Regions from separate parts of the Homo sapiens genome. Here region 1 is linked to region 2. Evidence: chromatin loops called from intact Hi-C (ENCODE). Cell type or tissue: heart left ventricle. All regions are shown on one strand. Each heading gives the region's core, and the rest is flanking DNA. Links, peaks and the distances in the headings are about the cores only.

What was found. Hi-C counts contacts between places; a loop is a spot of excess contacts. Peaks named below come from ENCODE experiments on the same cell type or tissue, not always from the same donor. Only the 100,000 strongest peaks of a DNase experiment are listed, where the experiment ranks them.
Region 1: a loop joins it to region 2, with 4 times the contacts of the local background. A loop is called at or near these places in 51 of 110 quality-filtered maps.

What each region holds. Positions count from the first base shown.
Region 1 is chr14:51,267,066-51,282,522 of GRCh38, reverse strand. No RefSeq gene overlaps it. Among named protein-coding and RNA genes, the nearest start is that of TMX1, 35 kb to the right of the region's middle. In heart left ventricle, for the core only: no CTCF peak of the experiment used is centred there; no DNase peak of the experiment used is centred there.
Region 2 is chr14:51,969,918-51,985,374 of GRCh38, reverse strand. LOC105370497 (a long non-coding RNA gene) reads left to right here. Exons shown (of 3, transcript XR_007064166.1): 3 at 2,446-2,849. Among named protein-coding and RNA genes, the nearest start is that of RTRAF, 12 kb to the left of the region's middle. In heart left ventricle, for the core only: CTCF peaks have their summits at 5,873 and 6,084 (motif pointing right); a DNase peak (open chromatin) is centred at 6,084; H3K27ac peaks cover 945 bases.

The sequences.
Region 1 (15,457 bases), core at 5,844-9,843, 700 kb after region 2:
ATGTGATGAAAGTGGCATCTCAAGCCACTGGGGCAAAGATGTACTTTTTAATAAATGGTGTCAGGACAACTGGGTAGCCAGTTGGAAAAAAATGAAATAAAATTAGATCTGCATTTCATGCCGTACAAAAGAATAAACTCCAAATGTACCAGAGACCCAAGTACAAAAAATAAAATTATACAATTACTGGAAGAAACCATGAGTAAATTACTCTCTGATCTCAGTGTAGAGACTGACTTAAAATAGAGGCAAAAAAAGATAATTTGACCACATAAAAATGAAATATAACACATGGTAAAACAGCAACACCATCATTACCATAAACAAAGTCAAAAGACAACTGACAAACTAGGAGAAAATATTTGCAACAGACATTCCCCTAATATGTAAAGAGCTTTTGAATATCAAGGGAGAAAGGACCAAAAACCCGATATCAACAGACAAGTGAACCAAAAATATATAAAATGAAATACACAAAATGGCCCTTAAATATATGAAAAAAAATGTTATAGTTACAAAAATGCAGCCAGGCATGGTAGCTCACACCTGTAATCACAGTCTTTTGGGAGGCTGAGGGAGGAGGATTGCACGAGCCCAGGAGTTTGAGACCAGCCTGGGCAACGTAGCAAGACCCTACGTTTACAGAAAAAATTTTAAAAATTAGCAGAGTGTGGTGGTGCACATCTGTAGTCCCCGCTATTTGGGAGGCTGAGATAGGGGATCACGTGAGTCCAGGAGTTCAAAGCTGCATCATGCCACTGCACTCCAGCCTGGGCAACAGAATAACACTCTGTCACAAAAATTAAAAAAAAAAAAAGAAAAATGGACATTAAAACAACACTGAGATACCATTTCTTCTTTATCAGATTGGCAAAAATTAAAAAGTATGACAATATATTCTGTTATCAAGGCTGTGGGAGAATATTCTTGAACACTGCTGGTGAGAATGAAGATTGGTAGAGCCCTCCTGGAAGGAAATTTAACAACCCTTAGTAAAAATTATGGATGCATTTAGCTTTCGTCCTGGCAATTCTACTTCTACGAATCTACTCTGAAGTTAAACCTCCAACAATACAAAATTAATATGCACAAGGTTATCCACTACAGCATTGTAATTACGAAATATTGGAAGCGACCTAGATGCTCAATGTTCATATGTAAGAGTGGTTGAATAAACTACAATGTATCCAACACAATGGGATACTATACAGCTATAAAGAAGAATGAAGATCTCTATGAACTTATATTGAGTGATTTCCAGGACACATTAAATTTAAAATGCAAAATGTGAAAGAGTATCTATAGTATGCTACCTTTCATGAAAAACAGAAAGGAATGTAAATATATATATATTTTTCTTTCATATGTATATTCATTTGTACAAAAGAATAAACTGGCCAGGTGTGGAGGCTCACGCCTGTAATCCCAGCACTTTGGGAGGCCGAGGCAGGCGGATCATGAGGTCAGGAGTTCGAGACCAGCCTGGCCAACAAAGTGAAACCCCATCTCTACTAAAAATGTTTTGTGTTTTAAAAATACAAAAAATTAGCCAGGCATGGTGGCAGGTGCCTGTAATCCCAGCTATTTGGGAGGCTGAGGCAGGAGAATCACTTGAACCTGGGAGGCAGACGTTTCAGTGAGCCAAGATCATGCCATTCCACTTCAGCCTGGGCAACAACAGTGAGACTCCATCTCAAAAAAAAGAAAAAAGAAAAAAAAAGAATAAATCATAAATTAATGAGACTGGTTAAGAGTAAGTGGGAACAGGGCAGAAGGGAATGGGAAAAAGAAACAGAGTAATAGTCATAAAGGAGGAGTAAAACCTTTCTAAGTATACCTTTTAAAATAATTCTGACTCTTAAAATCATACAATGTTTTACATACCCCCAAAATAAATAAACCAGGATGTGAGGAGGACAACCCAAAATAGAATAAACAGTAACCAGTGAACGTAATTGTACCGCAGACGAATAACATGACAAATGAAGAGGGTGAGATAGAAAGAGCTATCGTAAGTATTTTGACTATTACAAAAAGAAAAACCAAAAGAACTATATATGTGTGTATACATGGGTTAATACACATACATACATTTCCAATGTCTTCTGAGAAGCAGTAAGCACATCTAGCTCTATGATCTTGGTTTCTAAATACCAGTCTATAATATAAGGAACCAACGCTCCTTGGAGAAACAGTTGATTTCAGGCTTAGAACATAAAATATAGATGAGCCTGGAACAGCTTCTGATGCCAAAAAGGAGTGCTCAAAAAATGACAGGGGTAGCTAAAAAAGGATATAGGAGCTAACTAGAGGGACCTCTTAATGGCTTAGGTGGAAACATTTTGAGCAATAATATATATAATGATAGTAATAGATTATGCCCGTAAGTCCAAATTGATAAAAAATAAATTAGCGTTTCAAATTAATAAATTTGAAAGTGGAATTCAAAGTGGAAGAAATGATGGAAATAAATAATCACTACTAAGCAAATATCATAGCTAATAACTGTTGCAGGGAACCATCAATGGATGCTAAAATTAGTGGACAAAAGTATGAGAAACAGGATATTTCCATAGTGTCAAAGTATCTCCCTAAAAGGTACTTATTAATTACAAAGGGAAAAATAGTCACCTTATAGTGCAGAAACCTGACAAACACTATCTAAGTAAAGTGAGCAAAGTAAACATCACCTAGGCTAGGCACAGTGGCTCACGCCTGTAATCCCAGCACTTTGGGAGGCTGAGGTGGGCAGATCATTTGAGATCAGGAGTTCGAGACCAGCCTGGCCAACATGGTGAAACCCCGTCTCTATGAAAAATAAAAAAAAATTAGCTGGGTATGGTGGCACACATCTGTAATTCTGGTGGCTGAGGCAAGAGAATTGCTTGAACCCAGGAGGTGGAGGTTGCAGTGAGCCGAGATCCTGCCACTGCACTCCAGCCTGGGTAAGAGTGAGACTCTGTCTCAAAAAAAAGTAAACATCACCAGTAATAAGACATTTGAAATCATGTACTCCCTGACATCATGCCCTGAGAAGGGCATACCATCATTTCTGTGGCATTATTGCAAAAAATGCATAATCTCACTCTAATCATGAGGAAACAACAAACAAACCCCAACAGAGGGACGGTCTAGACAATAACTGACCAGCGCTCTCCAAAAGTGTCAAGGTCATGAAGGACAAAGACTGATTACAGAGACTACAGAGACATGACAACTAAATGTATTGTGGAATTCTGGTTAGATCCCAGACCAGAAGAAGTACATTAGTAGGGAAATTGTTAGAGTTTGAATTGTTTGCAGATTAGTTTATGATGTCAATGTTAATTTCCTTATTTTTAGAAGTCTTTTCTGTAAGTCTATACATATTTCCAAGTAAAAGTTTTTTTAAAGCTAAGGGAAAAAAGTGGTTTCAGCCGGGCATGGTAGCTCACACCTGTAATCCCAGCACTTTAGGAGGCCGAGGCAGGTGGATCACGACATAAAGAGTTCGAAACCAGCCTGACCAACATGGTGAAACCCCGTCTCTACTAAAAATACAAAAATTAGCTGGGCGTGGTGGCGCACACCTGTAATTCCAGCTACTCAGGAGGCTGAGGCAGGAGAATCACTTGAACCTGGGAGGCAGAGGTTGCAGTGAGCCGAGATCGTGCCACTGCACTCCAGCCTGGGGGACAGAGCGAGACTCCATCTCAAAAAAAAAAAAAAAAAAGTGGTTCCATAAGGTGAAAACATTGCCATGTGGTACATTTCTGAAGGGAGTGGCCATGTGGAAGAGCTTACTGTTACTGAAGTTCTACAGATATTAACGTATAAATTATGTAGGAAGAATGTTGGACACCAGAAACCAGAACAACATTTTGCTTAAAACACCATAAAATATAACCTATTTGTTTAGCAGATTTGGGAAAAATAGAAATAATAATGTGCTACTTGTGCTTTTTCTATTTTCAGAGCTATAACTTTCAAGTCAGTAAAGTAGTCTGAATGCACATAGATTTGAGCTTGGTCCTAATAAGTACACAAAATTTTATTGGACATCTCTTAAGTACCACAAATGAGAGGCGCAAATCCTTTTGGTCTCACTCCTTGGAGTTAATGCTTGCCTGGACAGACTTAAGCAATAGCAGACAGATGTCAATAGATACATGTTTCTTCCTTTTGTTCCCCAAGCAAACAGTTCTGAGACACATTTAAAAGAAGATTCCATAAACATTGAGTATCAGTCATCCAATTTAACAGCTCAATAATACATCACAGTATACCCCACCCACCACCACCGCCATTTCCTGTTCAATTCCCCTGATCCCTCACTTTAGCACAATGGGATCACTACCAAGTAAACTTCTTGCTCATTAGCCTTTGTTCTAGATCAGGGGATGTCCAATCTTTTGGCTTCCCTGGGCCACGTGGAAGAATTGTCTTGGGCCACACATAAAATACACTAACACTACTGATAGCTGATAAGCTAAAAAATAAAAATAAATTTTAAAAAATCTCATAATGTTTTAAGAAAGTTTAGGAATTGGTGTTGGGCCACATTCAAAGCTGCCCTGGGCCTCATGGGGCCGGCAGGCCACAAGTTGTGCAAGCTTGTTCTGCTTTGGAGGACGGTAGGGGGTTGTAGGAAGTGGGAAGAGGATGATAGAGACTCAAGCCAAGAAAAAGATACAAGCTTGCCCTTAAGGACAAGTTTCAGGACAAACTTGTCAAGGACAAATATGGAACAGATACCAATCAGTGGGAGTACATTATTAAATTCACAAAATACTCATAAAAATGTCTGCAAATGAGAATTCTAAACAGTGAACCATCTATACCAGATATAGGCCAATCATTCCAGATAGAACAAGCAAAGATGGCATTCTTTGCCCATGAAGAGAGCTCAGGAACCAAATCAGGTTGGGTTTACTTTATGCCACATAGAAAAAAAGGCTAACAAAAGACTTCATGAGCACTGCTCAAAAACTTCTTATGCATGTAAGCTCCTACAAGAAGTCTACCATTAGTCAACAACAAAGATGAAAAATGAAATCATTTTGACCTGGAACAGAAAAAGATGTATTTCAGATTTTTTTTATATGAAAGACAAGTCCTACAATTTTTTTTTTAAGTGAGAGATTTCTCTTGTGGAATATCAGAGAGAAAATATTTGGTTCATTTATGCGAGGAAGAAAAAAGCAGAAAAGCCTAAAAGAAACACAATCAAAGCAAAACTCTAATTTGTTAACAAAAATAAATTCAGCCCTATTGTTAGTTTTTGACAAAACAGCTGCCTAACAACTTAAACCAATTGCAATCATATTATTTTGTAATTTGCACACAAAACTTTTTGTTGCTTTTTTTCTCCCCAGGTTTGCTTTATGATGTTTGTTCTTTTTTAAAAAAAAAATCTATTAGCTACTTAAGAAAAAAAATAGGAATTATAAAGTAAGACTACAGATAGCCAGTTTCCAAGTTCCTTGCTACTCTGAAAAATCAGCTGGAAATAGTCAACCACTAAGCATAGTGTGTCTTAAATCTGCTTCAAGGAATCAGGCAAGGTTTTGAGGATAATTGTGAGGCAGGAGAATAGGGCCTGGAGGCAGGGAACCTAAGGACTTCCTAGAACTAAATCAAATGGAAACACTCCACCTAAGACAGGAAATATCCTCTTCATTTACATAGGGCATACACAGAGTAAATAACTTTGTAACTTCACTTTAGCCTGTTCATTTACATAGGGCATACATCAAGTAACCAATGGAAGCATCTACAGGGTATTTAAATCCCAGAAAATTCTGTAACTGGGCCCTTGAGCCGCTTGCTCAGGCCTGCTCCCAACCTGTGGAGTGTGGTATCATTTTCAGTAAATCTCTGCCTGTGCTGCTTCATTCTTTCCTTGCTTTGTGCATTTTGTCCAATTCTTTGTTCAAGACACCAAGAACCGGGACACCCTCAACCAGTAATAATTGGGCAAAAGGGCTTCTTCTCCTGGAGTGAATGTCCCCTCCAAAGTACGGTAAACACATACACAAAGGATTTTAGTGTAAATGAAAAGGATAAAAACACTGTTTGACTCAGATGAGTTCACTTTCCTCACCTCCATATTTAATGCACCTGGTAAGGACGACTTGAGTTTCTAAATCCCAAACCCATAAGGCATGTTTCCTCAATATGTCAAATCATGTTGTTTCCATTTATCTTTTACAGTTTCTCAAACTATGAGATGCAAACTTAACATTTTCTAAAATGTTTTCTCAAATAGTAAACCCCACTTCAGTAAGGCCAGGAGCACCATATAATTCAAACAATGCACAAGTGTATCCGGCCAAAGCGGGAGTGAGGGCCAAGGAGGGTTGGTCCCAGGAAAATGCATGAATATAAATATATTTGCAAAACTTCACATAATTTCAGGGATCTTAGGTCCTATGAAACCCAGATCACAGGTTCAGAACTCCCTACTCTATTGTTCAACCCAAATAAATAAGGTTTGTACTTTACCATACTGATTGAGAATTTGTTGCTGAGTCAGTCCTAAATTAGGTATAAAACTCATTACAAACGTGCCCTTTTCAAGGTAAAAGAAATTTTATTTTTACCAGCTTAATAAACTATATTGTCCTCTGCTGCACAACTTACAGTTTTATCTAAATAAGATCTTCAGATGATAGCTTTCAAGCATTTTCTCTGCAATTTATCTTCTGCCCCATAAAAAGGTCACTCTCTTGCCTTTTAAGACTAACATTATGGAAAGCATATCCAGAAGTCCCGACATTTATAACTTTGCAATACTTATTTTATAGCATTTTAAATTTTTACTAAAGTGAGTAAAATGTATCAATTGAAGCTATTGGTTATAATAGTTTAAATGAGTGAAATGATATAAGAACACACCCTAACACACACAGACTGAGCTGCCAAACCCAAGTAACTTAATAATCGATAGTAAAAGGGAGGAAAAAAGCATCACACTTAATTTCTGGATGCAGCTATAACCTTAAACTCAATTGTGTTTGTGACAACATCATCCCTGTGCTTTAGTATAAAGAGGGCCCCAATATTTGAACGACCTTCAATAATAAAAGCTTTTTGTTAATCTTTAATTTTCCAAAACACCGCTAAAGTCATAGCGAAAAGATTTTTTGAAGTATACACCAAAAATACAAAAAGAACAGAGGAGTAGGCCCAGCACAGTGGCTCATGCCTGTAATCCCAGCACATTGGGAAGCCGAGGCGGGTAGATCACTTGAGCTCGGGGGTTTGAGACTAGCCTGGGAAATGTAGTGAGACACCGTCTCTACTAAAAATACAAAACAATAGCCAGGTGTGATGGTGCGTGCCTGAGATCCCAGCTACTCATATGAGATGGGAGGATCGCTTGAGCCTTGGGGGCAGAGGTTGCAGTGAGGCAAGATTGCACCACTGCAGTCTGGGTGACAGAGTGAGAGGCTGTCTCAAAAAAAAATTAAAAAAACAAAAAAAAATTAAAAAAAACAGAGGAGTACTTCTGTTTCAGGTAATTTAGTGGAGTGAATAATTTGAGAAAAACTCCTAGGACAGATGCCTAAAAGTTCTGGGTAAAAAATTTTTAAATCTCCTTAAATTCACAGCTGGGCATTTGAGAATCTCCTCAAAGCTAAAAATGAAGAAAAACGTGAATCCAGTGAAGCAGCCAAGTCTAAGAGCTAACAGCTACCACGGAGTTTCTGCTGGTCACTGATGGACTGGGTCTTTTAGTTCATTGGTCTTTATACAAACAGAGGCACTGGAGGAAAAGCCTAGCAAGAGAGAGGTCAGATGAGACCCACCAGCAACTCCCTCAGTGGAACCAGGAAATATCCCCCAGAGACGGAGATAGCAAAACAAACAAAAAAAAATGTGCCTATTTTGCCTTGGCTCTGGAAAAGAAAGAGAAAAAAATTTCCTCCATGAGTTTCTATCCACAAACTGGCCCTGCACACCAAGGCAAAATTTGTATAACCCTTAGGTATGAAAAACCCCAAGGTGAGAATTTAAAACACCTCCAAGTGACTGGTAGAAATAAGTACAAATCCTAGAGGAACACACCTTGAAGTCTGGTCTCCAAAAATTTATACAGATGACAAACCAAGTTAAGCTCAAAAACCTGTACACACAAGAGGAGACAAATTAACATGACTGACACTCAGCAGAACACCAACAACCCTATCAGACTCACCGTGACTACATATACAGAAATAAAGAATATAATTTCATTGAACATATTTAAATATAAAAAGATAGTACTTTAAGTATGGAGAGGCAGATTTCATCATATGTAGAGCATCTATAAATTTAAAATATATCATTGAATTTAGAAACTCAATAAAGAGATGAAAGATTAGGCATGGTTGAAGAAATAATAAACTTGAAGCTAGTTCTAAAGAAATTGTTTAGGATAAAGAGTAATAAAGAGATGAAAAATATAAAAGAAAAATTAATCAATATTGGGGACAGGGGGAGAATGTTTAACATACCTCTAATAAGAAATTAGTAGAGAATACAGGAATGAGGCAATATTCAAAGACATAATAGTGGAAACATTTCTAAAACTGTTGAAAGCCAAAAATCTTCAGATTCAAGAATCCTGATGAATCCTAAAAAGACTGAATAAAAAAATTACACCTAGACACTACAGAACAACAAAAGACAGACTGCATATAAAAAAGTTAGTTTAATGACTGGCTTCAAAACTTCAGAGGGTCTGCTCCAGAAAGAAGTAAAATGAGCCCAAAAAGAAGGTCCATGATGCAAGAACCAATGATGAGCATAATAAATGCAAAATAAGTAGGGGAATCTAGACTAATATTGACTGCATAAGGCACCAACAATAGTAATACCTAAATTGTGGGGTTAAAATAGAGAATTAGGCTCAGGTGTGGTGGCTCACACCTGTAATCCCAGCACTTTGGGAGGCTGAGGCAGGAGGATCACTTGACGTCAGGAGTTTGAGAACCAGCTGAGCAACATGGTGATACCCCATCTCTACTGAAAATATATGCCTGTAATCCCAGCACTTCGGGAGGCCAAGACAGCAGGATCACCTGAGGTCAGCAGTTTGAGACGAGCCTGGCCAACATGGTGAAACCCCATCTCTACTAAAAATACAAAATTTAGCGGGGTGAGATGGCGGGTGCCTGCAATCCCAGCTACTCAGGAGGCTGAGGTGGGAGAATCGCTTGAACACAGGAGGTGGAGGTTGCAGTGAGCCGAGATAGCACCACAGTACTCCAGCCTGGGCAACAAGAGTGAAACTCTGTCTCAAAAAAAAAAATACATATATATATACAAAAATCATCCAGGTGTGGTATTGGGCACCTGTAATCCCAGCTACTCGGGAGGCTGAGGCAGGAAGATCACTTGAACCCAGGAGGCGGAGGTTGCAGTGAGCTGAGATCACGCCACTGCACCCCAGCCTGGGTGACAGAGCAAGACTCCATCTCAAAACAAAACCAAAACAAATATATATATATATTTAAATATATATATAAATTATAATATATAATTTAAAATATATATAAATATATATATAAATTATAATATATAATTTAAAATATATATTTTAAACAAATATATATTTTATATATAGAGAGAATTAAAACAATAGCATGTAAATTAGGAGGTAGGCAAAAATAGTGATTAATATGCTTGTTAGAACTTTAAGAGATCCACGAAAAAATTAAAATGGCATCATTTTCAATAAGGGGGAAAATGGAATTCTAAAAAAAGTTTTAATTAAAAAATTGGAAAAAAAATTCTCCAACAATTCAAGAGAAAAAGTATGTATATAAACAATAGGACAATTACAAAGCACAACGTAAGACGGTAGAAATGACTGCAAATGTATCAGTAACCACAATAAATGTTAAAGGAGTAAATTCTTCAGAAAGAGAAAATACATTTCATTGTAAGGCCCATGTCTAGCCACCTGTTTTGTAAATAAAGTATTACTGTAATATAGCAACACTCATTCATTTACATACTGTCATGGCTATTTCTGTGATAAAACAGCCAAGTTGTGCTCTTCACCAACATCATATTCTGGGTTTTCTCATCATAAATCATTGTGCCTATTCATTGTGCCTATTTGTACAAGAAAGATCTGAACAAGCTTTTAATGTTCTGACTCAAGCCCATATGAATTTCTAGATGCCAATGGCTTACTACAATCTTTCTCTTTACTACTGGTAAAACCTTCTGCCCTTATAAAGCCTGCAAGTTGTATAGTATGAGGCATCATCAAGTTTAACGGTGTCCCTAAAACCAAGTCTACAGTTCTGATGGTAGTCTTGAAGGTGTCCCATGTTATACAACCTTTGTTGCTTTCTGGAAACACACATTTCTCGCAAGTGGGCTTACCTCCTATGAAATCCTATTGCTTAGCTTGTTGGTTATTTAGCAATAAAGGAGCTTAATATATACACTTATAGCGGATATGCTTTTGCAGGTAGTCCATGATTTTAGAATGCTTTGGCTACAATACAGGATTTTGACATCAGCAGGAAATCCAATTAAGATTGGCAGATTAAAACAACTTTTAAGTGCTCTAATACTTCCTAAGGTGGTAGTTATTATCAAGGTTGAAATTCATCCCAAAAAGGGATAACACAAATGCTAAACAAGGTGTTCTGGCTGGTCACTATGGAAGACAGGCATCTTTTGCTAAGCTCCTAGCACCCATGAAACCCCAAAACCACAAAGGTCCTCTTTGTGCACCTCCAAATGGATTCATACAAGTACATCCTGCAGTGAGTTTTTAATATGTCCTGTCCACTGTTTGCTTATTCTCAGGATAGACTAAGCCTTTCCTTGCTAGGGAGCTATGGCTCTATGGTAGAAAAAATATTATCTGATGTCATATTGCCAACCTGTGGAATTCAAACATCTCTCTAGTGGCAGGGGTCCCAATTTTTCTAGGATTGTTATTAAAGAGCTTTGCAAGGCCCCTCCACTTAATCAGAAAGTTCCCTATCTATATTGCCCCAATATCCAAGAAAGGTAAAGAATAAATATAACTCTGAATCTCAATTTTGCAAAGTTCCCAGAGACTCTCAAAGTTCTACGGTCTAAGATATTCCCATAAGCTTTAATGAGTCCACTGGAGTCTATCAACTCTTGCTTTATGAGTAAATACAGGCCTGCCCAGGCATCTAGGAATATTACATCTGATTCTAGACTCCAGACACAACTGGCAAGCAGACAGGACCAAGTATTACAAGGAACTCATGCTAAACATCCAGTCTTATCAATAGGTATGAGCAGCCTTTCCCCCAAATCCTCCCAAACAAACTTCATACAACCTGAAACCCAAAGACTTGGTCTTCTGAAAGAAACAATTTACTCATGAATTAGCTAAATAAAGCATACACTCAAACTGAGAGTTGGGATTATATACATTTTCCTTTTGGAGGAGCCACCCAGCTTCCGTTGGTTCCATTTCCTTGTAATGAGATCAAATGATTTTCTGGGTAAAATACAAGGATAAATAGCCTATCAAAAACCAAAACAAAACAACAAAATGTTCCTGTCTCCACCAAAACTATGCTTGAGACCTTTGGGACCTTTTGTGGGAGCTAGCTTTTGTACACAAACTTTCACAGATAGAAAGCTTGAAAGAGAACTAGGGAACAGATTATGCATATTTGGAGACTATCTCACTTTACCCGATCTGACAAGTAAAACACACTACTTCTCTTTCACTTTAGAACAACCAAATTAATAGTCTTGACACCATAAATTTCACTGCCTGGAGCCAGACCACTCTTCATAAGTGGCCCTAGAGCATAGCAAAAGGATTTGACAATAACCACAGGAGTATTTTGACCAAAAACAGACGACTGAGTGGCCACCAGTGAGTGGATTTGTAACACAAAAACCTACTGGCTACTACCTGCAAATCGGACAGAGGCTTGTTACTTTGGTAAACTCCTAACTAACCTCAGGATAGTCCCTGTTATCATCCAAGATCTGTTTTGATTCATCAATTTACCCTCTTAGAAAAAGAGATAGCTTCATGAAAGGAGAAAAAGTGGGTCTTGGTTTGAGAATCGAAACCCTAATCACTCAAATTCTGGATTGCTTTCTGCTGTCTTCAATCCTCTTCACTTTATAAGAGGCCTAGAGGTAGAGAGTCTCCGGCATGCTATGGTTCAGAGAAAAGCAGGAAAGCTATAATAAACAATGCTACCACAACTACAGAACTCTTTGCCCAAGAGGTTCAGAAAATGGAACTCAAAAAGAGCCCATTAATTATAATATTGGTGTCTTGAGAGAAAACGTGCTGTTTTAGGGGGAAATGGTATGCTTATAGCCCTGCAGATGTCTCTGGCATCTTTAACAATACTAAAAAGATCTGGTAAGCTAACCAAAAAATCATAAAATTAATTAACTTTATGATTTGACTAATAATCCCATACCTGGTACTGCATCTCCTCATTATATAGGAGATAAAATCTGTTCTTCTAGCTTAATTTGGACACTCTTGAGTCACGGCTTAGAGGAAGACAACAAACTGATCATAATCCTTCTCTTGGTATATTTTATTTACAGGGGCTCAGATGGTGTGTCCTCAAGTTTTAAATGCTGCTGTCCAACTGTTGTCTTACCACATGATTAAACAAATGATCATCCAACAAAAAGAACAGAAAAACCTAACACTTGAATGTTGAAACAACCATCTGGGAAATGATACATGACTAAGAGACTATATATAGCAGAGAAGATCTAGACTGATCACATCCCCAGTAGTGAATCCATCAGCTCAGGCCAAAGAATGGCAATAAGGGGGTGAAAAGGAAAAACTGTTTCCTCTATATTCACACTTCTGACATCAAATGTATAGAAGCTTTCCACACCAAGCAATTCTCCAGTTCTCTGTGGATACCAACAGGGTGTCCTACAATTTAATTCTGACACTGACTGTACAGAGACAGTGCAGACCCCACAGGTTAAGGGCTCATTCCCACAAGACTGCCTCCCTTTCCCCACTTCAAATGCCAATCAAAAATCCAAGCCTCCCATATTTCTGACATCTATAAATCAGCAGTTCCTAAGAACCCCTCCTAAGGTTCAATAACTTACTAGAATGGTTCACTGAACTCAGGAAATGCTTATTATTTCTGGCTTATTATAAAGGATACAACTCAGGAATGGCCAGAGAAGAGAGGTATTGGGCAGCAAGGTATGTGGGAAGGGATATAAGTTTCCATGTGCTCTCTAAGCATACCACCCTCCCTGCACCTTCATGTGTTCACCAACCCAGAAACTCCTCGAGCCCCTTTATTAAGGGTTTTTAAGGAGGTTCCATTACATAGGTATGATTAATTCAATCACTGGTCGGGAGAAAGCTTCGAAGTTTCAGTCTTCTAATCACAAGGTTGATTCCCCTGGTAACCAGTCCCTATTCTGAAGCTATAATATTTAGGGGCTTTTAGCACCACTCTTTTCATGAAAATATTAAAAGACACTCACCATTCACTCCGGAGATCGCAAGTTTCTGAGAAGCTCTTGTGTCAAGAACAAGGAATAAGATTTAAAAAGATACTCCTATCACCCCACCACTAAGGAAATTGCAAGAGTTTTAGGAACTCTGTGTCAGGAACTGGGGGGCAAAGACCAAATATATATTTCATATTATGTTACAAGGGGATACACTAAAAGCTGAAACCATCTGCACCCACACAGTTTACCGTCAATATCAACAACTGTCTTCATTCACATAGCATTAATATTCTAGGAAATTTACCCAGGAAGGTAAATCTGCAAATAATTTTATTTGTTCATTTCAAGACATAGTCATAATCATTTATCTGAACACTCAACTACTGAACATATCATAATCATTTATCTGAACACTAAACTACTGAACTTACCCTCATCAAAGTATATACTCCTTTCTCAGAATACAGCAATGAATGTCTACTTCTCAAGATTCACTTTATTTTTATTTTATTTTACCTTTCAGATGGAGTTTCACTCTTGTTGCCCAGGCTGGAGTGCAGTGGTGCAATCTCGGCTCACTCCAACTTCTGCCTCTTGGGTTCAAGCGATTCTCCAGCCTTAGCCTCCCAAGTAGTTAGGACTACAGGCATGTGCCACCACATCTAGCTAATTTTTGTAATTTTAGTAGAGACGGATTTCACCATGTTGGCCAGGCTGGTCTCGAAAAGCGCCGGGATTACTTGGCCTTCCAAAGCACTGGGATTACAGGCGTGAGCTACCGTGCCTGGCCAAGATTCACTTTCAGATCCTATCCACAAATTTGTCTAAGCATAAGCCCCCAAATGAAAAGACCCACCATAAGCCAGAGCCCCAAGGAACCCAAAATATCCTGCCTTTGCTCTCCCTCTAAGACATTACCAATATGCTGTCAATGTAGTGATCAATAGGATTATTTTGGTGTACTTCAGGAAGACAGGATTTTACAATAGAGTAGGAAGTTTAAAGTACAAGGTGCCATACAGAAAAGTCCCATGCAAGATTAGGGTAGCATAGCATAGGAGAAGTTACTACACTAACATTCTCCCAAAGTGTACTTTAAGAAATACTGATCTCTTAGGATATTTAAAGTTGTTGCTTTCAAAAGGGATTCTATATTCAAACAAACTTGATTAATACCAGGTTGAACAAAGGTAAACTGGTCTTATTGGTAATAGGTACTGTAAACATCCAGCTGGAACATACTGTATTGACATACATATCAAACTCATTTGACCACGAGCATTGTCCTCATAAATATCTTGTGGGATTAGTTTTCTACAGAAAATATTTTGAGAAACATTGAACTCTACTAAAGTCAATGATCCTAGGTTCAAGTCTTCATTCCAACACTTACTTATGGTGTAACCTCACCCAAGTCTTTTAGCCTCTCAGTTTCCTTATCTGTAAAATAATAATAATATTCATAATAATAAAAAATATGCGCTCTGTCTACTAATAAAGGTTGTTGTTAGAGTCACATGAGATAAAGAACATGAAAGCCCTTTGTAAACTCTAAAGCAACGTACACATGAATAAAATGTTTTTTTTTGTTTTGTTTTAGAGACGGAGTCTCACTCTGCTGCCCAGGCCAGAGTACAGTTGTCTGGTCTTGGCTCACTGTAACCTCCACCTCCTGGCTTCAAGCGATTCTCCTGCCTCAACCTCCTGAGTAGCTGGGACCACAGGTGCACACCACCATGCCCGGCTCATTTTTGTATTTTTGGTACAGAAGAGGTTTCACCACGTGGGCCACGCTAGTCTCAAACTCCTGACCTCAAGCGATCCGCCTGCCTCACCCTCCCAAAGTGCTGGGATTACAGGTGTGTGTGGTGAACAAAAGGTTTTTACAATATCTCACATTAGAGATAAGGGAAATCCATGGGGATCATGAGACAGTATTATTGGTGAAATAAAATGGAAAATATTTTATTAAAAGTTGTTTTTTGTGGCCGGGCGCAGTGGCTCATACCTGTAATCC
Region 2 (15,457 bases), core at 3,756-7,755:
CCAATAAAATCTATTTTATACTTGAGCCAGATTTGGTTGGGGTTTTGTAACTTACAACTGAATAGTTCTAACATGAGGACAGATCCCAGAGAGAAAGGAAAGAAAGATCCACGGACTTGGTGGGACTAAACATAGGATGGGAAGGAGGTGGATGGCTTAAAGGAGGTTTCTAGAAGGTCACCTATCAGAGATGTGATAAGCAGTGAATTCTTGCATAGAAACAGGAGCACCGGTAGAAGGAAACCAGTCTGAGGAAGCTGAAGAATTAAGTTCTGCACCTGTTGAAATCGAAGTCCTGTAGATGTAGCCCATAATCACTACTGAAATGTCAGGAATGAATGTGAGTGAGTGGATGAGATGTCCATTGAGGAGCCATCAGCATAAAGTTGTAGATGGAAACTGTTACAGTAAGGTCCCTGAGGAGACGGGGAAAGAAAAGAGGACTGAAGACTTCATCCTAGGAAAACCCAGTATTCATATTTAAGGAGTAGGAGGAAGAGTCATGGAATATGGGAAAAGTGGTTGGAAGGACTAAGAGAACAAGGAATATACAGCGTCCTAAAACGTGGAGAGGAAGGGGTTTAGGGAGGCAGGGTTGGGGGCAGAGTAACAGGGATCAACATTTGGGTGATAGGATTATGTGGATTCTTCCCCCAAAAGTGACAGAAAAGCCACCTCTGAATGCTTGAAAGCCGGTAATGAATAAGGCAGAGGTTATGGTGTCATATGATATTGACCAGCATACAGTCAAATTTAGATCACCTACTTTACAGATCTCCCATGCATATTCCTGTTCTCTCTTCCCTTTCCCTAGTACCTCAGTGACCCCCACCAGGCAGAGCTGCTAACTGAGATGCCTGCAAAGGCCTGACCTTTCCCTTTGTTTCAAATTCTTGAGAACTAGTCTTTCTCCAAGATGCTAGGAATTAGGGGCTGCTACTGCAGGGACCTTAGAGGGCTGGGAAATCTCATTCCTCAGAAATCCTTTGACCAACTTGTAGAAGGTATTGTCTTGACAGCTGAGTGCCAAACAGCACGCTTTACTTTAGGTTCAGACTTGCCAGGGTTCCAAAACCACAGCACTGAGTTCAGCCTGCCAGCTGAAGAAGGGGCAGGGGATGGTGAACTCCTACAGATTTGCCCTGATCCTGCCATGGCTCTCAGACCTGTGAACATTTTAAGTAAAAGTCTCTTTTGATGAAGAATACAAGATATTCTATCTTCTACTTCAAAGTCTGACACAACTATTGTGTGTTCATGACATACGTATTAGGCCACTCACACATTGCTATAAAAATAGTTGAGATTGGGTAATTTATAAAAAAAAGAAGGTTTAATTAGCTCACGGTTCTGCATGTACAGGAAGCATGGTGCTGGCATCTGCTAGGCTTCTGGAGAGGCCTCAGGAAACTTACAATCATGGCAGAAGGGGAAGTGGGAGCAGGCGTGTCCCATGGCCAGAACAGGAGCAAGAAAGAGAGAGAGTGGGGAGGTGGAACACACTTAAATGACCTGATCTCGTGAGAACTCACTCCACTGTCATGAGGACGGTACCAAGGAGATAGTGCTAAAGCATCCATGAGAAATTTGCCCTTATGATTCAGTGGCCTCCTATCAGACCCCACCTCCAACACTGAGGATTACAATTCAACGTGAAACTTGGGCGGGGACAACATCCAAACTATATCAACATCTAAAGGCCTAGGTAGCTCACAATGAGTCAGTTAAGGAGGATGTCCGACCTGGGTAAAGAGCGAGGGTGGAGAACATTCATTCATTCATTCAGCATGTGCTATGTACCATGGTGGACACTCAGGATATAATGATGAAGACAGACATGATCCTCCCCTTCATGGAGGTTACAGCCCAACAGGGAGGCAGGAAACAGCAAGGCAAAGGAGATGGAGGTAAACAGAAAGGGACCTACGTTAGATAGGGTGGTCAGAGGAGGCCTCATGGAGGAGGTTACATCTAAGCCAGCTATCAAATATGAGCTATTACCGGATTTCCCAATGGGGAAAGGGCAGAGCATGAACAAAAGCATGAGCACAAAGGCCCCTTGTCAGCAAGGGTTTGCTTCTGTGAAACTGAAGGAAGATCAGGGAGGTAGGAGGGTGGTGAGCCGGGGGTTGGGTGTACTGTTGTTAAGTGAGGAGGGAGGCCATGGTGTGGAGTATGGACTTTATTCCATGTGCATCAGAAAGCCACTGAAGGTTTTAAGCAGGAGTGACAAGCTGTGGCTTGGGTTGTAAGATCTTTCTGGGTACTGTGTGGAGAATACAAGGGAGCTGGTGGAGAGTGAGAAGCTGGGAGACCAGTTTAGGAAGCCATCGCAGTGGTGAGGTGAGTGGGAACGGTGAATGTCAGAAGCTGTTGCATTGTCTGGTGTAGCATAATGGATTGGGGGGATTATCCTTTGCAAATTACACTTTACTCTCTTTTCAGCCATTATTGTGGGTGATTGAGACTCATCCGTATGAACTATTCACCTTCGTACCTCCCGTTTACAACTCAGCATTGCTGGAAGAGCTGAACAGCCGCATGGATCATTTTTCAATTATAGAAAAACAAATTCTAAGCCTGAGAGAAAAAGTGCATGAGAAAGAAAGGGAGGAATATAGCTGCTAGCAGACAAGACATATACTTCCCAGCTCCACCACTGTGACTCTTTTAATTCAAAGAGATTTTTCAATTTTCCAGTGAGATTCTGGCCTCAATTCCTGTCCTAGGCTCAGAAAAAGCACAATAGTTTCTTTATACATCTTTTCTTTTAAAAAGCTCCCTGGAAAATATTGTAAATATGCTACTATATTGAGGTTTGATAATAAAGGGAAAAATTTTGCTCTTTATACCCATTTCTACTTGAACACCTTGTTTCTCTTTATTTCTCATGTTTGCTGGGTCATTCCTACTTTAGCGTTGGCGAGTAAGAGCAGCAGCCTCCTGGGAATTTAGTGCTCGGTATCTAATATTCAGTGCTGGGTGTGGGTGTTAGCAAATGCTAGGGAAAAGAAATCTCTGTCATCCTTCCCTTTCCAGCTGTAATCACGTAGAGTTTCCCTAGTGGCATTGGTGGAACCTGAGACCTGACCTCATTGGTCCCACTAATGACTAGGTAGGAATAAATAATTTAGATTGTTAATGAGGGTTTGAGCTATTTCCCCAATGAGCCCAACTTTCCGGCAGCCTCAGACTTTAGAGCTCAGTGGAGTATGTTTCTAAAGCTGCTGCCATTTTCACACCCTTTCCTCACAGTTAGGAAATAGTTGGAATTTGGTTTTTAAAAAAAGTATGGATCTCCTGGAGATGGGCAGTCTTTGATAGCACCCTGGGAAGTAAAGTCTGTCCTAGGCTGTTCATTCATTCCAGGCATTGCTAAGGGAAGTAATACAAAACAGACCACACATGGGAACCTAATTTCTGATTTGAACTTCTTTTCCACACAATTTATAAGTTAAATCACCGTCAATCTGTGATGAATCCATTATGATCTCCTTTTTCAGGAGTTGTGCCTAAATTTGGGGGTACTTCTGACATGCCAAGGAATGAGTGGTAGTTAGCAGATCACTTCCACGTCCTTGTAGACCCACATTGGTGTCCCCTGGGCCATTCTCATCTCTATCCACTCTTTGGTTCTTGGTGCACAGGTTTACAGGTTCTCTGTGTCAGGGCTGTACTGCTCTTAGTCATACAGGAAACTCCCACTGCTCCCACACTATCCAAGTGACAAGAGCTCCATCGCCTCAGGAGCCCGGGGGACACTGATCCTCTGCCACAGTGTGGCCTGTGAAGCTGGGCAGCTCAGCCTCATCTGCTTACCTAAAGGATGGCAAACATGGACCCACCTCTCTGCACTGCAGCATGCTTTCAACACATGAACTTCTGGAGGATGTTCAAACCACAGCAACTCCTTTTGGGGATCTCATAGACCAATGGTTCTCAGTGCTGGTCCCTTGAGTGGCAGCAACAGCATCACCTGAAACTTGTTAGAATTGCACATTCTCCAGCCCCAGCCCAGGCTTACTGAATCTGAAGCCATAGGGTTGGGCCAGCAATCTGTGTTTTAACAAGCCCTACAGGTGACTCTGATGTGCTCAAGATTGAGAACAGCTGTCGCAGAGAACTTTGTGGGTTTCATTGTGCTGACTTCTACACACGAATTCCTAACTTGGGCCCATTCCTGGGCCACTGCTCTGTCCTTCCTCCCTTCAGGACCATTCATTTGTTTCTGCTCAACCCCTGAGACCTTAGCAACAGCCCAGGCAGACCCCTGCTTCTGCAGCCTGCACAGCAGGATCCCCCGAGAGGCAGCCTTCATTTGGAACAATTTCTTTCCCACTCCTGTTTCCCAACCTTTCGGGCATTGAGTTGACTAAATTCGGAGTAAGAAATAGGCCAAATCCTCTGTTCCACAAAAACTAATTACCTTCTCTGTCCTCCTCGGTCCTACTCTGTGAGGTGGGGGAGTTCTTTTCCTTCCTTTCTCAAGCACATTCCTCTGTGTTGTCCATGGCCCTCTCCACTGGGCAGGTGGCCCCGAGACGTTGGGACAAGCTCATGTCCCAAGATAGTTTTCTGGCTCCTCTGACAATCTCTGGCCCTAGAGAGAGAAGCATAGGAACATTGAAGCTGGCCAGCTTTCATCAGCCACTGATGCTGCAGCATAAGCATCACAGTTTTCCCTTGGGGGTGTGTACCTCTACTCTTGATTTATGCTCTTTCCTTTGGTTATTTTAGCTTTTCCAGGGATTTTCCATGCCTTCCTCTTTCTCCCTGCCTAAACATGAGTATAAACCCACTTGTTCAATCCCCACCTCTCAGAGAAGCTCCAATTTTGCATTTCTTGGGCTAGCCCCATTCTCTACCTCACAGCCAACATGGCTAAAAGTCAATATTTCACCCTCCACAATAAACCCCCTTGTTCTCTTGCATTTCCCTTGATCCTTTCCCAGCCTAGTGAGTTCCCATCACCCTTTGAATCTCAGTTTTGACTTCAACCATGTGCAGGTTTCCCTGACTTTTCCCCACATCCAACCAAGCCTGGGCACTGTCCACTGTGCACCTTCAGTAGCTTTTTAATGTGGGCCTCTGCAGAGCTCCTCCCCAGCTGGGGCAGGATCCCAAGGGTCTGTCTCTCATTCACTTTGCACCTTCCAGCCTAACATAGATGCTCATGTCAAACCAGTATCGTAGCAGCCTAGAAAGATCATCCCTTTTCCTAGTGGACTACCTTATAGCTGCAGAGCTGCCATGTCCAAACATACTGAAAGAGGTATAAACACACTTCCAGTCACCCCTAACAAAGCTGGAAGCCCAGAGCGGGCCCAACATTTTGTACTAAGTCACCAGGGCAATGGCTACACTCACATCCTATTCACAATTGGCCTCCTCGATGACATTCACCATCTTATGAGGCTGAGAACCCTAACCAGCTATTTACTATTTCATCACACTGAAGACCATAACTTTACTAGTCCAGAGACTCTTGCCCTGGAAGAGCCAAGTTGCAAATCTTTATGCTTCATGGGAGAACTTTCTGGAAAGTCTCAAGTCATCAACAGACAGTTTACATTCCTAGATTCACATTCCCTTGATGTGTCCACCAATCCTAAACTATTATGTCACAATCCTTACCCAATTCTAATCCAACCTCCCTCTCCTACATTAAAAGATCTCCCTTAAACCAGACGTCAGAGTCTTCATAAATAAGACCCTGTTTTCCTCCTATTGAGACTTCCTTATGGTGGAAACTATGCACTCAGCTTTGCCTTATTATCAAGTAATTTGGGGATCCAGCATGCAGCAGGGCATTGCTTACCTAGGCCTTTCCTGCTTACCTAAGGGATTATTACTTTGCATTCAAAGGTTTGCGTTCAAAGGGAGTTTTGTTCTCTCAGCGTCTTCTACAGTGAAGAAGTTCTACATCTTGACGCAGTAATGCCTATGTACTCGAATGAAAATTCGAACAGCCATGGAGACAATAGCCAAAATGCTTTCTTCTCTAGATCAAAATGACCTTCGGCTTCTGGCTGCAAAGAGCATCTGCAGACGAAAGACGCGATGATGTGGCGCCTTCTGAGAACTGACCAGCAGAGGGCGCTCTTGAGAAAGAAGAACGATGTGCAAGATTGTTCCGGTCAGGGATGGCAAATTCCACACAGGAGGCACCACTTAGCTGTAATTATTGTAAAGAATGGTAAAGGCAAGTGGATTTCCACAGAACATGAACCAGAACAGCCATGGAGTGATAGCGGTGCCAATTGCGGGAAACCTAGCGGAGAACCTTCCCAAAGTGGTATTCAGGCTAGGATTTCAAGCCTCTAGTGGGGTTTGGCCTTTTTACCAAGTCTCCTGAAATAACAGAATTTCCCCCAGTAATTCTGAGCCCTGTGGCCTTTAGGACATGCCATCTTGAAGTCGTTCTGAGCTACTTACTCTGGTGTTTCTGAGAAATTATTCTGAAACAGAAGGTCACTCTAAGCCAGAATTGGCAAACTTTTTCTGTAGAAGGCCAGATAATAGATATTTTCACTTTTGTAGGCCATACAGTATCTATGACAATCTTGCAAATAGAAGAACTATTTGGCTGAGTAGCTGGAACTGCAGACGTGCCATTTCACTTGGCTCTGAGTTATCTCATTCTGATTCTGTGGGAACTCAGTGCCTTTCCTTGTCTTTGAGCTATTTTGTAACTGTAAATTGTAGATAACTGATAGCAATGGAACAGAATTCTTGTTTTAGACATGCAACTGAATCCTGTCTAGTGGAAGCTCAACTGACTTGTCTGCCCTTCAGTAAAGAAGCCAGTTTTGCATCCATTTGGAAATTCATTTCAGTATTCCTGATCTTTAAATGTCTCTTTTTAAATTTTTGCTTTGACCAATTGTAACATCACCCTGGTTTCCAAATCTGTTTTAGAAAGCTGTCTTGCGGCATGAACCTTGTAGCTTAAAAGCAGGCACAGAAAACATGAAACTAATGGGTGTGACTGTATTCTAATGAAAATTTATAGACACTGAAATTTGAATTTCCTATAATTTTCATGTCACAAAATATTTTTAAACAATTTTCCATGATTAAAACAGTAAAACCATTATTAGCTAATAGGCCATCTAAAAACCAGCCAAATTTGGCCCATAGGCTGTGGTTTGCCAGTTCCTGCTCTGAGCCAACCCTCGGCACAACTTCTCAACTCCATCTGTAATGCCCATGTCTCTCTGAGAGAATACCTTTATAAATTCTTCTTCCTAGACCGTCTAGAAATAGTTATCCACCAAGAAAGATGAAGGAACCAAAACATCTCTTTCAGGTCCTACCATGTCTATTACTAAGCAAAGTGCTGTTAAAAATTCTGACTGAGTTAAGGGGTTTAATAAAAACACATGATTCTCAAGGGTCAAAATGACTGCCCTTTCTGGTGTGAATACTAACTGCATCATGCGTTTCTTGCCAACGAGGAGTCCCTTTGCTGACTTCGCACCAGATTAAGGGAGAGCGTGAAGGTGGAGCTGGATCTTCTGAGGTTTGGGCCCTCAAAACAACCTTACCGGTTGAGATTCTGGACATGGGACTTAACTCTCTAGCTTCTGTTTCCTATTCTGTAATGTGAGGGGATATTATTATCTGATAAGGCTTTTGGGAGGGTGTTAAGAGCCAAAACACGGTAGGCACTAAATTGATGTTAGCTTTTATTACCCAACAGATAGAGATAAGCCCTAAGAAATGCCATGTCTTTCTGTGAGAAAAGAGGTGCTCTTTAGTGTTAGTGATGGGATGTAATAGGAATGGATTGTAAGATCTTGGAGAACAGGATACAAACTAAGTTCTTCTTTTTTCTGAATTACTTAGCTTAACTCAGTGCCTGGCACCTGAAGTGGTCTCAAAAGTAAGGAAAAACCGGTACTTCAATAGAAAACAATGCATTGTTTATAGTATTACTCTTCCAAGTTATCTAATTCTTTTTTTCTTTCTCTTTTTTGTTTTTAGAAACAGGGTCTTGCTATGTTTCCCAGGCTGGACTGGGCTCAAGCGATCCTCCCGCCTCAGCCCGATCTTCCTGCCTCAGCCTTCTGAGTAGCTGGGACTACAGGCATGAGCCTCAGCACTTGACTCGGAATTATCTAATTCTGATTCTGTGGGAGCTCAGTGCCTTTCCTTGCCTTTGAGCTATTTCGTAACTGTAAATTGTAGATAACTGATAGCAATGCAAAAGAATCCTTGTTTTAGACATGCAACTGAATCATGTCTAGTGGAGGCCTAACTGACTTGTCTCCTCCTTTGTGAAAGAGGCCAATTTTGCACCCATTTGCAAATTCATTTCAGTATTCCTGATCTTTAAATCTCTTTTATTTATTTTTGCTTTGGCCACTGGTAACATCTGCCTTGTTTCCTTATTAATAATGAGTTAGAGAAAATCTTTGACGTGTTCATTTAATACCTATGTGAGAGTCATGATTTCGCTTTTGTTTTTGTGGAAAATTGTCTTTCAATATGCTGTTTAATTATGAAATTGAATTCAGGAACGTTTTCCTAGAAAACATTCGAACGTGGTCCTAGGGAATGACCTAAAACACTTCTATGCTGCCTTTTTGAATCATCTCCTCTTTCCATTTACGGTCTACTCATGACTCTGCCACTACATTTCTATATAATTTTGAATGGCACTTCAACTTTCCCATCTGGAAAGTAGGGAGTGGAACTCAAAGGCATTCTATAAGACAGCAGTTCTCAAACTTCATGGTCTAGGGACTTCTACACTTTTGAAAATTATTGAGGACCTCCTAAAATTATCAGGGCTTTGGCTTATGTGGGTTGTAGCTCTTGTTATTTGCCATATTAGAATTAAAACTGAGAAAATTTAAAAAATATGTATTTATGAGGCTGGGCATGGTGGCTCACGCCTGTAATCCCAGCACTTTGGGAAGCTGGGGTGGGTGGATCACAAGGTCAGGAGTTCGAGACCAGCCTGGCCAACATGGCGAAACCCTGTCTCTACTAAAAAAATTCAAAATAAGCTGGGCATGGTGGCCTGTGCCTGTAATCCCAGTTATTCAGGAGGCTAAGGCAGAATTGCTTGAACCCGGGAGGCAGAGGTTGCATTGAGCTGAGATCATGCCACTGCACTCCAGCCTGGGCAACAGAGCAAGACTCCATCTCAAAAAAAAATGTATTAATTCATTGAAAATAACAATAACAAGCCCATTACATGGTAACATAAATAACATATTCTTATGACAAATAACTATATTTTTCAAAACAAGAAAATATACAGTGGGAACAGTGGCATTGTTTTACATTTCTGCAAATTGCTTTATTGTCTGGCTTAAGAGAAGACAGATTCTTGTATGTGCATTTGCATTCAATTTGTTGTGACGTCAATATGTAGCCTCTAAAATATCCAATTATGTTCATGAAAGAAGGCAAGTAAAAAAGGCAAATAACATCATAATAATATTATGAAAATAGTTTTGACCTTGCAGATTCCCTGAAAGCGGCTCAAGTCCCCTCAAGAGTTACTGGAACACTCTTTGAGAACTGCTGTTATAAAGTAAACCAAGACAACCTAGAGGTGGGAGTAGTGATTTTTTTATGATGGGCATGCCAGTACATCATGCTGGTCCCTTCTTAGAGTGACAATTGGCTTTCCTAAGCATTCCGGAACAGCCTTTCCTTGGGCGCACACATACGCAAGTGTGTGCATGTGTAGCAGCATCTGTTGATCTGTGCTGGGATTCTGTGTTACAAGCTTGAGTGGGACATCGTATATCCCTGGAGTAGGAACAGGAAGTAGATTGACGGTGGGGGAAGGAGATAAGCTCCATTCTTTTTTCCCAAAGAAGCTCTGAGTGAGTCCCTGAAACTGCATTTGCAAGGGCCTTTGTCCTAGAATTCGTTCTTGATCCTTTTCTCAAATCACGGCTTGGAGAGTGAAGTCTCTGGAAGCTTCTACTCTTACTCAGATGACCCTGCTTCTGACCCTTGGAGGGTCACTGGGCTCTAAGATGACAGAAAAGCAGGTATTGGAAGAGTAGTCAGTAAAGGAAGAGAGTTTTCCTTCCTGAAAGTCCTGAAGAAAAAAAAACACTCTGTGCCTTCCCTGTTAGAATCACTCTTCTTGTTCTTCCTTGCACAGGCTCCTTGATACCAGGAAATATTTTCAGTGCAAGATGAACCTGGAAGCTACTGCTGATACTTTCTAGGTACCAAATGACCACTGTGAAGAAAATGTAAATATTGACATGAGCTCACTGATTTCTTCCTTTTAGAGAAGTAACTCAGAGATTTGAAGTTTATAAATAATCCGCTTATTCTATAAATAAGAACAGACTCAGAGCTTTTATTATCACCTCCCTTTTATGTACTTACATTCCAATTTACACCATAAGATAATGGTTAAGAATTAAATCTTTGGAATCGGGACAAACCTAGGTTTATATCCTTGGTCTGCCACTTCATGGTAATGGGAATTTAGAGAAATGTCAACCGTTCTAAACCCTAAATTCCTCATCTATAAAGTAGGGGTGAGTTACTTTGAGATCCCTGCAAAGCAGAGCCTGAGTCAAGGACCTGGATGCAGGTAGTTTATTAAAGGTAGTGTTGAGGGTGATCCCAGAAAGAAGCAATGTAGGAAGAGAGAAAATGAGGCAGATTTAAGTGAGAAAAACAATATGGCATATTATTGGGCTGGTTACTCTTGTGGCTGATTGAGGACTGGGCATCCTCTTAGGGATGCTCAGAGAAATCATATAAAATGCATCCAGAGATGTCCCTCTGAAAGGGTGGGAGCCTGAGACTTTTCTCCAGACTCGTCCCTCATTGGCTGAGGATTGCCCCAGGGGCACCAATTTTCACTGGGAAGAATGAGCTTGCAGAGAACTCTCCACTGCCGCTGTGGCTGAAATCAGCAGTGGATCGTGGATGTGTCATGAGGCACAAAGCTATCTGCTACAGGAGATAAATAATGACCGTGTCCTAGAGTTAGTGTGAAAATTAGATGAAGTGCTGTCTATAAAATGTCTAGCATTGTGCCTTGCTCAAAGGTAAGTACTAAGTAAGCATTCACTTTATTGTTGCGGCTGATGTGATCATTATGATTATTATCATTGTATGTTCATGAGTGAGAGAGATGAGTGAATATATGACTTAGAGGGTTCCAAGAATGACATGTAATCTGCAGTCTATCTCTTCTATGCCAAAGCCTGTATGATGATTTACCAGGACCAATGGCCAATTGTTGTGATTATTAGGGGTCATTACACTACTTTTACTTTCTCACCCTCTTTTTGATGTTTTGTCAAAATTTGGGCTCAAGGAGAAGGCATATTCAGTCAGTTGTTTGTGATGGAAAAAAGGTTGCCATTATGCTAGAGCAGCGCTGTCTAATAGAACCTTCCACGGTGATGGAACTGTTCTCTATATCTGTGCTGTCCAAAGACAATAGCCATTAGCTGCATGTGGCTTTGGGCACTTAAAACATGGCTGGTTCAGCTGAGGAACCAAATTTTTAATTTTATTGAAAGTTGTAGTTAATTTATATCTAAATGTAAATCGCCAAATGCACACACAGGGAAGGGCAATTAGAGATAGTGTTCCCAGTAGATAGTGGAAGGGCCCCTTCCCCTGGGGCTAAAATTAAGGTGATACAGCCAGCAATGTATTTCCTGCAGCCCCTGGGCCTGAAGCCCACGAGATCTGACTTCCAGGTTGGTGCATGGTGGTATCACCCAGGCCAAAGGGCTGCTGGCTGAAGACAATGTCCCCATGATGTTGTGAAGACACGGAGCCAGTAGAGGTTGGAGGGGGAGAGGTGACGACCTCCACTCAGCTTTGGCCCATTGTTTTGTGTGCAGAGCCAATCGCCCACCCCTTTGCAGGGGAGAGCTTCATTCTCAGCTGCCCTACAATGAGGGAAAGATTAAAGAGAAGCCCATCCACCTAGTGTTGTCTACTTCCTAAAGGTTACACTACCCTAGAGACAAGATTCTTGGACGGACGCAGTGGCTAATGACTGTAATCCCAGCATTTTGGGAGGCCGAGGCGGGCGGATCACCTGAGGTCAGGAGTTCGAGACCAGCCTGGCCAACATGGTGAAACCCTATCTCTACCAAAAATACAAAAATTAGCCAGGCGTGGTGGCAGGCACCTATAATCCCAGCTACTCAGGAGTCTGAGGCAGGAGAATCCCTTGAACCCGGGAGGCAGAGGTTGCAGTGAACTGAGATTGTGCCACTGCACTCCAGCCTGGGCAACAAGAGTGAAACTCTGCCTCAAAAAAAAAAAAAAAAGATTATCATTTAAGTATGATTAACTCCAGCATCACCTCCTCTGGCTGGTCATCACTTCTACCCTCCCTTTAGCTTCTGTGTCCTAGAATTGACCACTTTGGTAACTGACTATTCACTTGTCTATTTTCTCCATTAAACCGCAAGCTCCGGAAGGCAGGTGCCATGCCTTCTACCCTAGCACAACGCCTCAAACACAGTCAAATACTCAACAATACTGACAGCAAGGGCAACAGGAGTGGAGAGAGGAGAAAGGTTCATATTTCCTGAAGTCATTCATAGACCTCGTGGAATTCAAGCTAAACCTTGACAGAAAAGCAAGTTTAGTTACTCAAGGAGTTGTGTAATGACATTCCAGAGGGGGTAACATCAGAAGCAAAAGGGGAGACTAGCCAGGCATAGTGGTGGGTGCCTGTAATCCCAGCTACTTGGGAGGCTGATGCAGGAGAATCACTTGAATCCGAGAAGTGGAGGTTGCAGTGAGCTGAGATCACGTCACTGCTCTCCAACCTGGGCAACAGAGCGAGACTCTGTCTAAAAAAAATGTAAAAAGCAGCAGACAGGGAAGTGGGATGAACTCACAGCACACTGAAGGAGACAGGATGAACTGGAAAAGAGGGTTTGGATGGCAAGATGGGATTAGCCAAGTGGGGCCTCTCAAGGGCCTTGAGAGCCAGGTAGTTGAGATTGGACATGATGTGGTTGACAAAGAGCACCATGAACCAGAGAACCTTGGGTTTCTGAACATGGTGAAAGATGAGGTAACATCAATAAATCTGTTAAGATGTGGTTGGCATCAGTTGTTTTTTGCCTTTAACTTTCAATCCTGCCTCCTGTAGCAAAAGGACTTCAATTTCCTTAGAACCACTGTTCTGCCCACATGGCCCAGTGACTCTACCTCTATCCCTAGGTCCAGGGGTGGGCGAGCACAGGAACCAGATCTAGCCAATAGTGTCTTAGGAAGGGTTCCAGGGATATAGCCAGAGGCTTCTGCTAGAGCTGTTGTTATCTTTCTTCCTTGATTACTAAACTGTTGAGATATAAACCTGGGCCTGCTGACACCATCTTGATGCTGCGGGGCAAGAGTCTGAGAATTAAACCAGCACAGAGAATAGCCTAGCCAAGGGATGACAGGGACATTCCATGACATCCTCTAAGCATCTGGATCCAGCTGGGCTTGAAGTGGGACCTATTTTGGGGCATTAGGTTTCTGTCACTTGCAATCAAAGAAGTCCTGACTAATGAATACTCAGGGTCAACTGGGTGAAAGTGGGAGGAGATGAGCATCAGAATGCCCATACCAGCTGGTGTGATGGGAATTCAGACATGAGACACTGAGGGTCTCAACCAGGGCATTTGGGGGCTAGAGAGAAAGGAGGTGAGTTAAGAGGTGAGCAGGAGCTATCTAGCGGTTTCCTTTCTTCGAAGGTTGCCGTCAAGTAGTTTCTAATGGTTCTTTACCACCTCTGCCTTCGTGATGCCCCTTTACCTCTTTCATTTTTCTTTTCTTTTTTTTTTTTTTTTGAGATGGAATCACGCTCTGTCACCCAGGCTGGAGTGCAGTGGCGTGATCTTGGCTCACTACAACCTCTGCTTCCCCGATTCAAGCAATTCTCACGCCTCAGCCTTCCAAGTAGCTGGGATTACAGGTGCCCACCACCACACTTGGCTAATTTTTGTATTTTTAGTAGAGACAGGGTTTCACCGTGTTGGCCAGGCTGAACTTCTGACCTCAAGTGATCCACCTGCCTCAGCCTTCCAAAGCGCTGGGATTATAGGCGTGAGCACTGTGCCCATCCTCTTTCATTTGTTTTTAACCATTTTGTGAGATAAATGAATCAGGCATTCTTGTACCCACTTTAAAGCAGGAGAGGTCAAAGGACTTGCCCAAGGTCGCATGGGAGCGCTGGAGCCTAGTTCTGGTTCTCTAGTGCATGCTAATGCTCGAGCACAGTGTGGACTGAGCTCCCCAGGCCCCGTCTTTCTGTTGCTTCATTGTGGAGATGCAATACCCGGCTCCCGGCTTTTCTTATGACTTCCAGAGAGAAACAGCAGTAGTTCTTGCTGAGGAAAGGCCCAGGAGCCCATGGCCTTCTTCATTAAAATAAATTCTGCCTGAGTCTCCTGGTTCTAAATAGAAGAAAATGTAGATTTGGGGCAGAACCGAAGGGAAAGGGATTTCCCTTGGCAAATTATTTGCAATTTGTGGATTGGAGCTGACCCAGCTCCAATTCCCTCTGTCATTCTAAGTGCCATCTACAATGTGACCAGCTTATTAAAGAATGAGAACTGGAGGCAGTCCTCCCACAGGGGCTCAACAAAACAGGAGCAGAGTCACAGCCCAGCTGCGTCTTCCTCAGTGTAGCATGTCTAGTTGCTGGCTAGATTCTCACCCTTCAGTTACATGTTCATGCCTAGGCAGCCACTTCTGGGGGCTGTGGGAAGAAGAGCGAGAATATTTATGAGTTGTTTGTGCCTTTCCTTTGGCAGTATGAAAAGCTAGCTGTCATAAATACTGTAGTGGTCCTCAGACTATAGCATGTAACAGAATGCACGTTCTTGAGTCACTGCCAGGGATTCTGAGTTCGTGGGTAGCTCAGGATCCGCTTTGTAAAGAGGCATTCCAGGTATTAATACTCCTGGAGCAAGTGGTCCATGGACCACAGTCTGAGAAACACTGATGTCAGTGGAGCACTAGTGTGCAAACTCCAAGTGGCCCCCTTCATCCGTGGTTTAAAGATGCTGCTGTTGCTGGCACAAGTCCCAGGAGATCCAGTGTTTCCTTCTTTACTAACAGGGTCTGTTACTGGCATAATCTGAGGAACATTCAGAAGTCTTTCTCGACTAAGAAGATCTCCAAGGAGCAGCTGCATCTAGAGTTCTAAGGACTTAGCTTCTCCTGTACTCCTTTTAAATCACAGATAGCTACAGAGAACAGCACTTCTGTTGTTCAGTCTTTATTTTTCATAAGGGAAAAAGCCCACTGTGGCATACCTGCAGCAAGTGAAAGTGTAAATACAGCTCCTCTGTCTGCATACTCCACCCTATCAGAGCCCTGGGCTCTCCTCACAGCCCCCACCTTTCTCTGTCCCCAAAGGCTGTACCCAAGATGTACAGACCTAGTAAGAAATGCTTTTAGAGTGTCAAGTGAGTTTTTTCTTCTTTCGGACATCTCT